3 separate regions of the Homo sapiens genome follow, and all the other regions are linked to region 2. A link is a contact called in ENCODE Hi-C or POLR2A ChIA-PET data. All regions are on one chromosome and are shown on one strand. The core of a region is the stretch at or near the end of the contact, and the rest is flanking DNA. Distances in the headings are between cores, read along the strand shown. Region 1 holds the start of NF1 (neurofibromin 1). Region 2 holds the start of COPRS (coordinator of PRMT5 and differentiation stimulator). Region 3 holds the start of TEFM (transcription elongation factor, mitochondrial).

Evidence for each region. A loop is a pair of places that touch in the nucleus more often than their neighbours do. ChIA-PET counts read pairs that join two places held with the same protein, here RNA polymerase II (POLR2A). Pooled maps may share reads with other maps.
Region 1: a map of endothelial cell of umbilical vein shows a loop between it and region 2 (5-fold over the local background). The contact joins the promoter of NF1 here to the promoter of COPRS in region 2. A Hi-C loop is called at or near these places in 1 of 168 maps with a recorded cell type or tissue (endothelial cell of umbilical vein) and 7 of 50 pooled maps. POLR2A ChIA-PET finds 5 or more read pairs at or near these places in 1 of 52 experiments (K562).
Region 3: a pooled map shows a loop between it and region 2 (4-fold over the local background). The contact joins the promoter of TEFM here to the promoter of COPRS in region 2. A Hi-C loop is called at or near these places in 4 of 50 pooled maps.

The regions. Positions count from the first base shown.
Region 1 is chr17:31,093,674-31,096,941 of GRCh38, forward strand. NF1 (neurofibromin 1) reads left to right here and starts at 1,304. Exons shown (of 58, transcript NM_001042492.3): 1 at 1,304-1,696. The coding sequence starts at 1,637. MIR4733HG (MIR4733 host gene) reads right to left here and starts at 1,817. Exons shown (of 4, transcript NR_186435.1): 1 at 1,554-1,817. MIR4733 (microRNA 4733) reads right to left here and starts at 752; the gene lies at 677-752. RefSeq lists a promoter at 884-1,309, cis regulatory regions at 917-1,156, 1,383-1,693, an enhancer at 1,297-1,314 and silencers at 1,549-1,618, 1,659-1,708.
Region 2 is chr17:31,857,519-31,860,880 of GRCh38, forward strand. It overlaps COPRS (coordinator of PRMT5 and differentiation stimulator), which reads right to left and starts at 1,726. Exons shown (of 4, transcript NM_018405.4): 1 at 1,583-1,726. The coding sequence starts at 1,681. RefSeq lists an enhancer at 713-1,387 and a silencer at 1,447-1,876.
Region 3 is chr17:30,904,348-30,907,616 of GRCh38, forward strand. TEFM (transcription elongation factor, mitochondrial) reads right to left here and starts at 1,891. Exons shown (of 4, transcript NM_024683.4): 1 at 1,821-1,891; 2 at 1-182. The coding sequence starts at 1,851. RefSeq lists enhancers at 2,381-2,650, 2,629-3,269.

The DNA of each region.
Region 1 (3,268 bases), core at 54-2,553, 760 kb before region 2:
CTACTAAAAATACAAAAATTAGCCGGCTGTGGTGGCGCATGCCTGTAGTCCCAGCTACTCGGGAGGCTGAGGCAGAAGAATCACTTCAACCGGGAGGCGGAGGTTGCAGTGAGCCGAGATCGCGCCTCTGCACTCCAGCCTGGGTGACAGGGTGAGACTCTGTCTTAAAAAAAAAAAAAAAAAATTAGTCATTCCAAAGTCCAATGTCAGACATAGATTATCCGTTGTTTTGGATGTAATCCTCTTCCTGGAAAACTGGCACAACCCAATTACACATGAAATCCTTTCAACTCTGGTATTGGAGGTATAGGGAAGGACTTTGTTTTAGGAGACCCATAGTCTACCTCTATTGTTCTAGGAGTTAAACCACGTTGGTTTACATCCTGACTTTGCCACCTGTCAACTCAGACCTTGGGCAAATCAAAGGTCTGAGGGAGGAGTGCAGGCTCCCAGCGTTCCCACGGGGGTGGGGACGTGACGTATTCATCAGTTCATGAAGTTAATGATATGTATTGAAAAGGTTTGTTCAAGGATTTAAATAAGACGATGAATATATTGAATTAATAATGAATGCAAGGCCTTAAAGGTGTTTTGAGGGTGGTGAAACTTGAATCTCTCATCAACTGTGCAATAGTTATATTAACTTGGATGGCTATGAGTTTTGCAGAGGAAAGCTGGGCTTAAATCCCAATGCTAGACCTGGTGGCTAGACCTTGATTGCCACCGGGTCTAGCATTGGGATTTAAGCGACCTCTAAAAAAAAAAAATCACGGAATCTCTCTTTGGCCTTCCTTTTTTGTTTCTCAGCAGTCTACCAAGCTACGAAGAACCTGAAAATCGGAGGTCGTGTACCTTATTTTTTCTGAGAGCTTAAGCTGAGAGCACAGCCTCCCCAGGAGATTAGCGGCAGAGATCCGCGCGCTGGGAGAAAGGCTAGCCCCAGGGCGCCCTAACTTCCAACTCCGGGAGCAATCCAAACCCGGAGGCCGGCGGGGGAGGGGACAGCTGTAGGGGGCGGTGGGGATGGGAGTGGATGCTCCCGGGTCAGCTCTGGCACTCGCCAGCTGAGCCCAGCGCCAGTCTAGGTGAGCCCCACGGCGGTGAGGGACGCTCGCCAGACGGCCCAGAGGAGTTAGATGACGTCACCTCCAGGAGGACTCGCTTTTTCATTAATGAAACCGGCCGGCGCGGGCGCATGCGCGGCAGGCCGCCTTCCCTCTCGCTTCCCCCTCCCCTTTCCCAGCCGCGCTCTCAATCTCTAGCTCGCTCGCGCTCCCTCTCCCCGGGCCGTGGAAAGGATCCCACTTCCGGTGGGGTGTCATGGCGGCGTCTCGGACTGTGATGGCTGTGGGGAGACGGCGCTAGTGGGGAGAGCGACCAAGAGGCCCCCTCCCCTCCCCGGGTCCCCTTCCCCTATCCCCCTCCCCCCAGCCTCCTTGCCAACGCCCCCTTTCCCTCTCCCCCTCCCGCTCGGCGCTGACCCCCCATCCCCACCCCCGTGGGAACACTGGGAGCCTGCACTCCACAGACCCTCTCCTTGCCTCTTCCCTCACCTCAGCCTCCGCTCCCCGCCCTCTTCCCGGCCCAGGGCGCCGGCCCACCCTTCCCTCCGCCGCCCCCCGGCCGCGGGGAGGACATGGCCGCGCACAGGCCGGTGGAATGGGTCCAGGCCGTGGTCAGCCGCTTCGACGAGCAGGTAACCGGCCCGTGGCGGGCGGGAGGTGGGAGCGGAGTGGGGGTGGGGACAGAGTAGGTGAGGGGAGGTAGGAGCGGCCGCCTCCCCCGCGGCTGCCTCAGGCTCTGGAGGAAAGGAAGGGAAGGGAAGAGAAGGGAAGGGGGGATAAGTGGGGGTGGCCAAGGCGGGAGGTGAGGGGTAGGAGGGGACAGCTGGGAGCTTGGGCACCCTTTCCCTCCTAAGTCGGGGGGTGGGGCCTTGTCCCTGACCAGCCTCCGACCCTCCATCCCCTTTATCCCAGCCCTTCCGCTTGGAAATGGGGATGAGTGACCTGGGGGCGCCTTTAGGGGCGCGCCATCTGGATTTAATAATTACCCCCTTACTTTTGTTTTTGAGCAGAGGTGGGTAACGTTTAGGGGTTCTCTCTTCCTCTTCCCTCCGTGACCCTCCTAACTGGGGACGAGCGAACCCTAAGGCCTGTCTTATATACCCTCAATAGGAGAACGATAACATTCCGCCCCTCCCCCAGTTTCTTCAGCTTCCTCTCCTGGAGGGGGAAGAGCAGAAGAAAGCAAGGAAGGCACAGGTTTTCTTACTTTCTGCTCCATCGTCTCATCCTGCCCCGAGAGCTTCAAGTGCACACTCACTGCACATCTTTGTGATGCCCTACAACGTCGTCCCCCATATCCTGATGACACAGACTGCCTTTTTTTTTTATTGCCGTTTGCAGTGGAAACCGTGGTTCTGAAATATCTTCCCCTTCCTTGATAATTGCAGTCTCTTCCCCCCCCCCTTTTTTTTTTGCCAGCGGTCTGAGGATGTGATGCATTCTCGAGTGAGAATGTTGGGGAGTAAAGGGGAGAAGGGTGAAAGGAAAGTGAGAAACTGCTTCAGAGCCACCGACAACAGAGCAAAGCCAGCTGGGATGTGGTCCTGGAGCGGATCATTCTGCTAGTGTTTGTGGTTGTTTTTGACTCTCTCCTGGTTGACAAGAGAACTTTCATTGAGAATATTTGGGATGAAAAAAAAGTTTTGTAGCTTGAGGAGGTGACTTTTTATCGCCTGAGTTTCACACAATAAATCCTGGGGCTGATTAGAATAAATGCACACATAGCCTTTTGTCAGTGGAAATTGGTTTAACTTTGTGTTGCTGTAGGTAGTTGGGGATGGTTTAAGGGATGCTTTCTGCAGCTGTGGGTGCAGTGGGCTTCCTGTGATGGGGGAATTGTTTAAGATTGAGTCAACCTATTTTGTTTACTGGATATAATGGTAAAACATTATGGGAGCTGAAGGGGTGGGGGAAGAGCTCTTCTGTTATTTGATGCATAAACATTTCTTTACGGGACTCAGCGTTTCAGACCTACCTGGAAAATATCTTGGAATAGACAGAGGAAGTTGAGAAGAAGCTATGTAGATAAAATAGAGTTATGAAGCTGTCAGAGACTTGAAGGAATTGTTTTATCCATTCGTATGCTTCCAGACCCAAAGGCATCTAAACTAAACTACTAATCCATCTGAAGTATAATGTTACTGCATATAAAAGATTACATTATTGATAGAGCGTTAGATTTAAAACTTGGTAGAAAAGACTCT
Region 2 (3,362 bases), core at 476-2,975:
TATTTCTAATCTAACTGAAAATCTTCCCGCACAGCCAACCAAATGCTTCTCTGCTCCCATCACTCAGAAGTTCCTGAAACCCTATGACCTCCAAGACCTCTTTCTAATGAATCACGAAATGTTCCCTGCCTGCATAAAAGACCTGATTTTGATCCCAGCTCTGCCATCCATTCAGAGTGTGACCTTGAACACATCACTTCAATTACTGTGCCTGAGTTTTCTTCTCCAGAAATTAGGGGTGACTGTTCTGACCCTGCAGGGGACTTATGATTAGACACCATTTATGAAAACACCTGGCATGTGGCAAGAATGTAACATTTCTTGAATTTAAATTCATCTTTTCTGCTACATCTAAACTGTACTCGGCACCTGCTCCAATCAGCATTCATTATCTAGTCATGTCTGGGTTTAATAATTCAGTTCCACTCCCTGTAGTTAGTGACAACCTCTGGTCACTGCCGCCCAAGGAGAAGTCAGACCTCTCACCTAAACCACTGCCACGGCCTCCTAACCACCTTCCCATCCAGCCATCTGGCCCAGCCTTACAGAATTAATCACTACTCTGCTCAAAACCTTCAACAGCCCTCCACTGAGAGAGCACAAAATTAGCCATGGCATTCGCACGTCCCCTCTTCTCCCACTCCCATCAACCTGTTGAGCATAGTTCTCTGCATGCTCTGAGACCCAACTCCAGGCCATGTGCCCTGCACTTTCTCATCTCCACGCCTCTGCAGACACCACCAGCCTCTCACCTTGATCCTTTCCTGCTATGCCCTGACAAAATTAGTCCCATTCTATTCTGCACTCCAAAGTAATTTTCTTTGTAAGTGTCGCTGCATTTTTCATATCTTACTTTGGCTAAGTACCATCTTTGAGGCATCATTCATCCAGTCGGTATGTCTATCTCCTGTGCCAGGCACTATGCTAGGCTGTGCAAACAGCCCTAACAGAGGGTTCCTACCTTCAAGCCGCTCAGCACCTAGCCGGTACAGACTGTAAACAAGGACAGGTAAGAACTGTAATAACGGTCTGTAACGTTCTCGGGAAAACCAGGAGCTGTCTAGCTTACATGAAAACAAGTTTCTGGAAACCCTGCGTCAAACAGGGCCTTTCTGGTTTCAGTAAGGAGAAGGGGGAGCGCGCATGTGACATCTGGGGCTCAGGGTTAGCTGGCATCCCCACCAACGGACAGAGGTCCACAGGTCTGTAAAGTCAAGTCCCTCTCCTCGCCGCCCTCACCTGGCCCTCGCCCAGGCTCCTGGCAGCGGGCCCCGGCTCTCGGTCACCAGCGTCACCTCCCATTTACCAAATCCGCAGCGGCGCCCAGCGGGCGGACAGCCGTCTCTGCTGACCCAGAGCGCCCACCCACGCCCTCGGCTTTCCCCGCCCCGCAGCCCCGCGGCCCCGCGGCCTGGCCGTTTTCAGCTCGAGCGCGAGCCCAAACAGCGCTCCGTGTCGCGGGGCGGCCCGAGGCCGGCCAGAGGCGCTTCCCCGGCCCCGCGGCCCCCGCCCAGCCCGGCCCCGCGACTTCCCGCCCCAGGCTGCGGCTGGCTGTTGCTCCTGGCCCCCACGCGGCGCTCACCTCCGGGCTGGGGGGCGCCCCCCGCGCGCTAGGCAGCGGCGGGCCCCGAGACGGCTCCGCGGCCCCCTGCGCCTGGGCCCCGGCGGCCTGAAGGTCCATGCCCTGCGGCCCGCGGCTGGTCGCCCTGGACGCCGTGGGCCACGTGACGCGCCGGCCCGGCTGCCCGCCCGAGGATCCGCCGCAGAAGCGCCAATCAGCCTGGGGAGGGGGTGGGTACCGGCCAAGAGGGCGGGGCGCGGGGGTGTCACGAGCAAGCGGGGGCGGGGCGGCGCAGGGGGCGGGGCGCGCGGCCTCGCGGAGCCCGCCCCTCCCTCCCAGCGCGAAATCTGAAACAATCTCGGAGACGGATTTTGGAAACTCCTCTCGGTGCATATCCTAAGGCTGCACGACTAGCTGCGTGTGAAACGCCAAGCGTACCCTACTCGGCCACTCGGGGTGTGCTCCAGCTTCAAAACCCCGCGTGGGTAAGACACATGAGCAACCCAGTGACCTCCACCTTGAGCTAATGATCGTCTTTGAAGTTAATCCATTAGAAACCAAGATAGATGATTAAGACACAAACTGCAATATGCAGTGGACACAGAATACAGGCCACGACGCTTACTCATAATAATCCTGAACATTCGGGATTCCTGTATTTCCATGCTCAACGCCTGATACCGACAACCTAATTATTTCCCATTTTGCCTCGAAAGGTGGCTTCTGGGGATAGGCAGGGCCTGAGCTGGGAACAGCCCAACTGGAAAGACAGCCTTCCCTGCCTTCCCCACAGTGCCTAACCTCTAATAACAAACCAGCTCAAGGTGTGCTAATCACGTCAACATCAGGACATGAGACCCTCTTCCTTCATCCCCCTCAAAGACTGTGTTGTTTGTACAACACAAAAGGCATTTGAAAAAATTTAGCATAAAACTGACACACAATATTCGATATTATTTTTGTTCTATATGTAGATGTTCCTACACAGGAGTCAGTATCCCCAAGGCTAACTGCCTCTAGGTCAGCAATGTCCAATAGAACGTTCTTTAATGGTGGAAGTGGAAATGAAAGTTCTACTATCTGTACTGTCCAATATAGTAACCATATACCTACTGAGCACTTGAAATGTGGCCAATGTGAATAAATTGAATAATTCTAATAAATTTAAATTGCTACATGTGCCTTGGAGCTACTGTTTCTAACAGTGCAACTCTAGGTGTACTAGCTAGATGTGTTTTCATAACCTGCAATATTGAGAATCAGATACAGGGATGTGATGACCCCAGGTGACCACCCTTATAGCCTTGTGTTAAGGAGACTACCACTATCCTCTTTGCTCCCTAATCTACATATCTCTTTCGTAAAATTAAAGTGCCAAATAAGATTAAGAATGTTAAACATCCCAGGACTTAAGGGACAGGAAAAAGAGGAATTTTTTTCTTATTTTAAAACAAATGACAAGAAAACAGGGGCTGGCCGCGGTGGCTCACTCCTGTAATTCCAGCACTTTGGGAGGCCGAGGCAGGCAGATCACTTGAGGTCAGTTCAAGGCTATCCTGGCCAACATGGTGAAACCCCATCTCTACTAAAAATACAAAAATTAGCCAGGCGTGGTGGCACACACCCATAATCCCAGCTACTCGGGAGGCTGAGGCAGGAGAATCACTTGAGCCCGGGAGGTGGAGGGTGCAGTGAGCAGAGATTGCCCCACAGCACTCCAGCCTGGGCGACAGAGTGAGACTTGGTCTAAAAAAAAAAAAAACCAGAAAGAAAAAGAAAACAGTACAAAAGCTTAAAATAA
Region 3 (3,269 bases), core at 641-3,140, 950 kb before region 2:
AGCCTGCTGTTCTGAAGAGAAGAGCTTGTCAAGTGCATTTTCGGGCTCCTTTGCATTTTCATCACAAAAAGTAACATTGGGAGTAATTTTCTTAGGTGTAGTGGATTTTTTCCGACAGCAGAAATTATGTAAGGCCCAGTACAGGGATGACCTCGACGGGGTCAGAAAGCATCTCCACCTCTCTAAAAGGAAAATTTAGCAAAATATAAGTTGGATGTCCTACTTCCTTTGGGGTTAGTTGCAAGCTTGACTAGATCCTTTGCAAAGTCACAAATACTTTCCTGGAATTTAAGAACTAATAGAGGACAATATTAAATTGTCTTGGAGAATCATCTTTTTTTTTTTTTTTTGAGACGGAGTCTTGCTCTGTTGCCCAGGCTGGAGTGCAGTGGCCGATCTCGGCTCACTGCAAGCTCCGCCTCCCAGGTTCACGCCATTCTCCTGCCTCAGCCTCCCAGGTGGCTGGGACTACAGGCGCCTGCCACCACGCCCGGCTAATTTTTTGTATATTTAGTAGAGACGGGGTTTCACAGTGTTAGCCAGGATGGTCTCCATCTCCTGACCTCGTGATCCGCCCACCTCAGCCTCCCAAAGTGCTGGGATTACAGGCGTGAGCCACTGTGCCCGGCCCGAGAATCATCTTTAAAAGAGGATTAGTTTTTAAACTATATTATATAGAGTTTTAAATAGAGCTTTTGTTGTTTTCAAGTCACGAGAGATGTCTCCCGATATTTATGGATCAGTCCGAAGTTTTACTACCTAGAAAATTGTATTTTATACCCATCAGGAAGCAAGTAGTTGAAATAATTATTCCAACTGCTTAAAGTTTCTGATATTTTTAATTTAGAGGAATCTTTTTGTAACTAATATTTCCTGTTAAGGTTTGTCTTAGGCCGGGCGCGGTGACTCACGCTTATAATCCCAGCACTTTGGGAGGCCGAGGTGGGCGGATCACCTGAGGTCGGGAGTTCGAGACCAGCCTGACCAACATGGAGAAACCCTGTCTCTACTAATAATACAAAATTAGCCGGGCGTGGTGGCACATGCCTGTAATCCCAGCTACTCGGGAGGCTGAGGCAGGAGAATCGCTTGAGCCCGGAAGGCGGAGGTTGCGGTGAGCCGAGATCGCACCATTGCACTCCAGTCTCGGCAACAAGAGCGAAACTCCGTCTCAAAAAAAAAAAAAAAAGGGTTTTGTCTTCACTTCCATTTTCACATTTTAGTATCTCATCTGGTGGAACTAAATAAAATTAAATTTTGTACGTTTATAAGAAATGTTTCAGCTAAGTGATAGATTTAAGGGCAGTTTTACTTTCTTCCGTACACTTTTCAAGACTTCTACATGACGTTTTTGCAAGTATGAGAAACACCATACAATGCATAACTTTGTAAAACCAGTGGGAAGTCACTCTAACATCGCAGCCACAGGAAAGTAATGTGGCCAGAGGTAAGCAAGCGGCTGTGAGAATGTGAACCATCCGCCCACTCTGAGGAGCCACCCGTGGACCCTGAGGCCGGGGAAGCACAAATGTTCCGAAAACTGCCCCGTCAGCTAGGCTGGGGCCCCAAGAGAGGGGCCTGAACAAGGGACATGAGGAAGGAAACACTCTAGGACATGAGGGACATGAGGAAGGAAACACTCCAGGTTCCTCCAGAATACCTCCAGCCGTATTCCATTAGCCTCTAGGGTCAGAGGCTAATGACAGACGGGAAATCACCCCAGTGTTCCAAGCACCCTACCTCCCGCCGTATTCCATTAGCCTCTAGGGTCAGAGGCTAATGACAGACGGGAAATCACCCCAGTGTTCCAAGCACCCTACCTCCCGCCGTGAAGAGGACAGACCCGCTCATCTCCAAGTTGAATCAGTAGGTCCAGTCTTCCTCCATTGACTTCCGGTTCCTGCGTGCTGCGCCCAAAAGCGCTCGGCCTGCACTCGGCGGAAAGGTTGTTGTCCAAGCGGCGTTCCGGGGCAAGGCCCGAGGTGTGTCCCGCTGAGCAGTGGGTCGTCCGCGTCTGGGCTGCGGGCTTCCAGGCGGGCGCCTGCCGAGGCCCTGTCCCCGGATCCCGAGTCCCTGGCTGGCCCGCAGTCTTCTTCCACTGCACCGGGGAAACGTTCTTGCCCCTACCGACTCCTGAGAGCCGCTGGGCCGAATCTCCAGGAAGGCGATTCCGAGGCCAGTTTTAGTCTGTAGTGGGTAAAGTGCCTCCTTCGTGGAGACTCCCTGGGTTTCTCCTAGACACTTAGATTGAGGAGCTCCTGTTGGGGCCCAGCCTGTGGCGCCGGGAGCGGGATCAGGTAGGGGCAGCGTAGACAAGGTCCTCAAATAACCTTTTCACCAGGTAGACTGGAATAACGGGGAGAGATGCGAAGTGTTTGAGGAGCTCAGCGGGGAAACAGGGCAGGCAAGGGATTAGGTAAAGGCGAGGGAGGAGGAGATTGCGTTGGCGCTGGAGCGGTATTCCTCTTAGAAGGGATAAAGGGAGATGAATGTAGCGCCGAATTTAGTTGGTCCTTGAATAATGGGTGGAGCAGTTGAATACTCCACCAGATAGGAAGCCTGAAGTCCCCGAGGTTTATGATTTGCAGTCAGACTGGAGAGTGTTCCTAGAAAATTGGCCATATACTGTATAGCGAATGTGAGGCTGGATTGCAGGTGAAGAGCCTGGGAGCAATGAGAAGTCGCGAAGAGAGTGTATCTTCCCAGGTGAGAGGCAAGCGTAAGGAATTTTTTTTTTAACAGTCTTGCTCTGTCGCCCAGGTTGGAGTGCAGTGGTGCGATCTGGACTCACTGCAAACTCCGCCTCCCGATTTCAAGTGATTCTCGTGCCTCAGCCTCCCGAGTAGCTGAGATTACAGGCGAGCGCCACTACGCCCGGCTAATTTTTGTATTTTTAGTAGAGACAGGTGTCACCATGTTGGCCAGGCTGGTCTCGAACTCCTGACCTCAGGTGATCCGCCCGACTCGGCCTCCCAAAGTGCTGGGATTACAGGCGTGGGCCACTGCGCCTGGCCAACCGTAAGGAATTGAACCTAGGAGATGTAAGGAGAGTGGAAAGAAAAGAATTATTTCTGGAAGATGGGGAGCCAGTTTTGTGAAAAACGGGGAATTCAGGAGGGAGGGAAAGGTGATGAGTTTGCGTTTTTATGAGGCAGCAATGGGTTGATTGTTTGTGTCTGGAAGGCAGTGGGGATGTAGGGGAATCATAAGTATTAATAAAATGTGCTGGTCGGGAGCAGTGGCTCCCAAAGTGTAATTCCAGCACTTTG